Linked DNA regions of Homo sapiens: region 2 is linked to region 1. Evidence: read pairs that join two places in POLR2A ChIA-PET (ENCODE). Cell type or tissue: GM12878. All regions are shown on one strand.

Region 1 (2,500 bases):
TGAATTCCTTTTACATACATAAAATACTTTGCATTTATAGCATATGTTTTTTAGTACTTACTGTCATTGCCACCATAACTTTAAGTGTGATTCTTAAGATAGACATTGTCACAATTCTGTTACCTGAAACCTGTCCCTGACCAGCTTTGACCCTCGCCTTGCTGAGGTAAGGTTTATGATAGGGCCTGTGGTCCCTTCTGGCGCAAATGTTTCCTGTGAAGTGGCTTATGACTGGTTTTCCCTTGGATAGCTTACCCATTTGGATTGGTTCCTTTTTTTTTTTTTTTTTTTTTTAAAGACAGTTTTTTGCTCTTGTTGCCCAGGCTGGAGTGTAATGGTGCGATCTCAGCTTACCACAACCTCCGCCTCCCGGGTCGAAGCAATTCGCATGCCTTAGCCTCCCGAGTAGCTGGGATTACAGGCTTGCACCACCATGCCCGGCTAATTTTTTTTTTGTATATTTAGTAGAGATGGGGTTTCTCCATATTGGTCAGGCTGGTTTTGAACTCCTGATCTCAGGTGATCTGCCCACCTCGGCCTCCCAGAGTGCTGGGATTACAGGTGTGAGCCACCGCGCCCGGCCTTGGATTGGTTCTTAAATAGGAGAAGGTTCATGATGTGAGGACACAGGGTGAGGCAGACATCCCAGAGTAACCTTAAAGGACAGAATATTTTAAAAAATTTTAAAAAAAAGAACAGAGGGATAAGTACTTAGGACATGAGTAAGCCCTCAGTCTTACCCAAGCTTAGTGGCTTCATCCTGGTTTCTCAGTACACTGAGGCAGTAGGAGGTGATGGATTCTGCAGTTCTTAGAGTGCAAACTATTCATATTAATAATAGCCACCATTTCTTGGATGCCCTCTGTGTTGCAAGCACCATGTTAGATGCTTTAAAGATGTTATCTCATTTAATCCTTTCAACCCTGTGAGGTGGCAGGTATCATTTCCCTTTAGCAGATAAGACACCAGAGGTTAGAAACTTGTCCGAGGTCATACATTTAAGCTGAGATTCAAATCCACTGGTCCTGGCTCTCACCTGTTAGGTTGTTGCTCTCTGTTAACTAGCTATGTTCATTGCATTTCCCATTCTTTGGTCTTCTGCTAAGCTACAGATTTCACAGGACAACTGGGTTTTAAGCAGGCATCTTGAATCTGCATTATCAGGATTTTGTTAAGTTTCGACTTACTGTGGAAGTTGGTTACAGCTCTACCTTAGGTTCCTGTGTTTGAGGAAGTTGAAGTCATCTTCAGCCCTGTGCCAGTTAACTCCTGAAGCTAGATATTTTGTGACGCCCTCTGAATCTGCCCTCTTTGCTGTCTGAAATGAGTTGGGAGGGCATCCCTTGGGAGTTTTTTTCCTTTCCCCTTTCTCCTGCTCAGGTTTCAGGCAGCCTGCCCTACCAAGAGTTCCCCAGGAGCTGGTTCTTTCCATTGCCCTTTGCCTAGAGTGCTGTTCCCCCACCAGTGCTGCATGTACCTATCTTCTCAGGAGTTAGTCAAGGCCCAGCTGAAAGCTTCCTTGAGCCCTTGGCTGGCTTGCACTCTTTTCTCTGCTCTTGGGACCTGCTCCTGTATCCGTGTGAGCCTAGGATTTCTGTCTTCAGCCTTCTGCTGGATTATATGCTGCTTGAGGGCAAGCACTGTGTCCTAGTTTCCTTATAGTTCCCAAAGTGCTTGGCACACTTGGTAAATATTTGGATAAGTACACCAGTCTCTAAGGCTGAAAGGGCTTTTATTCATGTTCCACGAGTCTATCTCACCTTGTTTAGATTTAACAAAAGTTGTTGGGGTGTATTCTGTGTTTTAACAGAAAGCTAAAATACCCTTAAGCCAGTGATTAATCTGTGGGGTGATTAGTAAAGCTTTTGCCTCCAATTTTGTCTGAGTTAGGGTTAAGCAATGTTCCTGAGTCCCCTCCTTCTGTTCTACTTTTGTTCTGCTCTGTGTGGTAAAGAGTGGTAGAGTATCATGTCAGAGAGCTGTTTTGACAAGTTTATATTGCATGTCTTAGCTACAGGCACCATGTGTAGTTTGCCCATCCACACAGGAAGGATGTTGCAGATTTCCCAGAACTTTGAGGGTGACCTCCAATAATTTGGGATGGGGGGCTTTGCCAGTGCTTTTATTCTGTATTGGTTGGAAATAGACCTTTGCTGTTTTGAATTCATCCTCTTTCACTGCTTGCCTTCTCCCTTTCATGTCCTATTAGGGAGTACAGGAGCTGCTTCACTTCCTCTTACTCTGCTTATAGGATAACCCAAAGCGCTGGTGGCACATCAGCAGTTCCCAGGTTGTCTGCAAAGGTTTGGTGTTGATGGCAGCTCCCTAGTGAGGTGTTAAAAGACTATAGGAGGAGGAGCCAGAAGATGTGTGTTTTGGGTCCAGCTCCATCAGGCTTTGGCTATGTGATACTTGGCAACTCCTGATCCTGAGTTTTCTCAAGTACAGAGTGAAGCTAGAATACCTGGGTTCTGGTAAGGATAACTAAAAATAATCTGTG
Region 2 (2,500 bases), 73 kb before region 1:
AGGTGAGGGAGCTCTCTGGAGCCTCTTTTATTTTTTATTTTTATTTTTTTGAGACAGGATCTCACTCTGTTGCCCAGGCTGGAGTGCAGTAGTGTGATCACTGCTCACTGCAGCCTCCATCTCCTTGGCTCAAGTGATCCTCCTGCCTCAGCCTCCAGAATAGCTGGGACTGCAGGCACATGCCACCATGCCCAGCTAATTTTTTTGAATTTTGGTAGATACAGGGTCTCACTATATTGCCGAGGCTGGTCTTGAACTCCTGAACTCAAGGGATCCTCTGGCCTCAGCCTCCCAAAATGCTGGGATTACAGGCGTGAGCCACTGTGCCTCTTTTACAACGGCACTAATCCCATTCATGAGGGCTCCACCCTCATAACCTAATCACCCCCAAAGGCTCCACCTCCTAATACCATCACCTAGGGAATTTGGTTTCAATATATGAATTTAGGGGGACACAGACATTCAGTTTCCAGCAGGGATGCATGCTGCCCCTGAAGGCAGAGAAACAAGCCTCCAGGACTGTTCCCAGGGCAAACCTCCCAAGGGGCATGGCAGGACCTTGGCAATCTGCATGGTGGCTGGGAAATGCATCTGCCTCTTTGCAGGTGTGTGACCTCGGGTGGGTAGCCAAGATCTCACAGCCTCCGTGTGCCCATTTGTGAAGTGGCGACAGTTACATCCACCACAGATGCTATGAGGATTCATGAGTCCCCACATATTAGGGACCTGGCCCAGGACAAGCCCTCGTGGTTGGCACACAGTGGAATTTAATGGCACTTGCCTCCCCTTTCCACAGCAGCACTGCCTCGAGCTGCTGCCCTGTTCTGCCACCTCACATCCTGCAGGCCCCAGAGGTGTTTCCTGGGCTGTAAGATGATATTGGCCACAGGGACCTTATTTAATATTCTATCCTACCTTAGAAAATTGGGGCCACCTCTTTTCTCTTTCATTCCCCTCCCCTCCCTAGACAGGCCCCACTTAATCCAAAACATAGCTTCTCTTCTACCATTCTCCGTCTCACAGATAGAAAATCTTTTGATTGCTGGCAGGAGAAAGTCCCAATGCTGCAGTGGGGTCCTGATGCCCCGGGCACTCTCCTTCCTGGCGTGGGCCCATCCCTGCAGGCCTGCTAGCTGCCCTGCAGTCCCTCTCAGGATCCACTGGACAAGCAGTCTAGACAGTACGTGACTCTCTCTGCATCTCAGTCCCAGGAGTGTGGGATGATGTCATCCTACCCGTGCTGGAGGTGTTTCTAGCCCCAGGCGGGAGGAGGAGTCACGGGGCACAGTTCTGGTGTTCTCTGTCGGGTGACTTCCCCACCACAGGGAAGTTGGTGACAGATGACAGCAGAGCAAGTCCAGATACAACCTGCAGCATTGGTCTGGGAAGGGACAGGAGAAAGAAAAGGCCTCAGCAGGGCTTGCCTCCCAGCTGCCCGGGCAGAATCTCCATTCTCTTCAGGGTCCATTCTGTAATCCCAGTTCACTTTGAACTAGAGCCTAAATTTGGTTGCTCAAGACTCTCCCTCCTTAAAAAATAAAAGCAGCCCTTGCCGGGCCCTCACCAGTCTCCGGCAGTGAGCACAGTGCTGCTTCTTGCAAGGGCTGTCCATTCTTGTGGTCTCCCCTTCTTCATGTCTCACTTCCACCTTGGCTCACTGACATCAGCCTCAGTCCCCACGCTTCCTCTGACACTGCTCTCACCTAGATCATGGGTGCCTCCAAGTTGCTAAGTCCCAGGGGTCTGGCTCAGTCCTTACCGTTCCAGAGTTCTCTGATGCCCCTGACACAGTGCTAGTGACTATCCCTTCTTGAAAAGCTGCCCCTCGGTTTCCATCCTGCCTCTCTTCTGGCCGTCCTCCAGCCCTTGGCTATTTCTTTGTCTCCTTCACAGGCTCCTCCTTCCCCTCTCACCCTTTAATGACACACTGACCACAGGGCCCTGTCCTTAGCTCCTGTTCTTCTCACTCAGGGCTATTTCTGCAGTGAATTGCATCCACCAGCCACCTCAACCTGTTGTTGTTGTTGTTGTTGTTGTTCTTCTTCTTATTATTATTATTATTTTAGACAGGGTCTCACTCTGTCACCCCAGGCTGGAGTGCAGTCGGATGATCTCGGCTCACTGCAACCTCTGCCTCCCGGGTTCAAGCGATTCTCATGCCTCAGCCTTCCGAGTAGCTGGGATTACAGGCACCCGCCACTACCCCTGGCTTATTTTTTTCTATTTTTAGTAGAGATGGGGTTTCACCATGTTGGCCAGGCTGGTCTCGAACTCCTGACCTCAAATGATCCACCTGCCTCGGCCTCCCAAAGTGCTGGGATTACTTTTTTTTTTTTTTTTTCAAACATGGGGTCTTACTCTGTTGTCTGGGCTGTAGTGCAGTGGCATGATCATGACTTACTGCAGCCTCGAACTCCTGGAATCCAGTAATCCTCCCACTTCAGCCTCCAGAGCAGTTGGAACCACATGTGTGTGCCACCATACATAGCTGTTAAAAAAA

The links. Peaks named below come from ENCODE experiments on the same cell type or tissue, not always from the same donor. Only the 100,000 strongest peaks of a DNase experiment are listed, where the experiment ranks them.
Region 2: POLR2A ChIA-PET joins it to region 1 with 6 read pairs; 6 of 35 experiments call an interaction of 5 or more read pairs at or near these places.

The regions. Positions count from the first base shown.
Region 1 is chr15:84,987,194-84,989,693 of GRCh38, forward strand. The region is part of intron 1 of PDE8A (phosphodiesterase 8A); the gene reads left to right. Among named protein-coding and RNA genes, the nearest start is that of PDE8A, 6.6 kb to the left of the region's middle. RefSeq lists enhancers at 735-824, 855-944. In GM12878, no CTCF peak of the experiment used is centred here; a DNase peak (open chromatin) is centred at 1,112; H3K4me3 peaks cover 644 bases; H3K27ac peaks cover 1,889 bases.
Region 2 is chr15:84,913,917-84,916,416 of GRCh38, forward strand. The region is part of intron 9 of SLC28A1 (solute carrier family 28 member 1); the gene reads left to right. Among named protein-coding and RNA genes, the nearest start is that of SLC28A1, 31 kb to the left of the region's middle. RefSeq lists an enhancer at 1,402-1,601. In GM12878, no CTCF peak of the experiment used is centred here; DNase peaks (open chromatin) are centred at 1,255 and 1,686.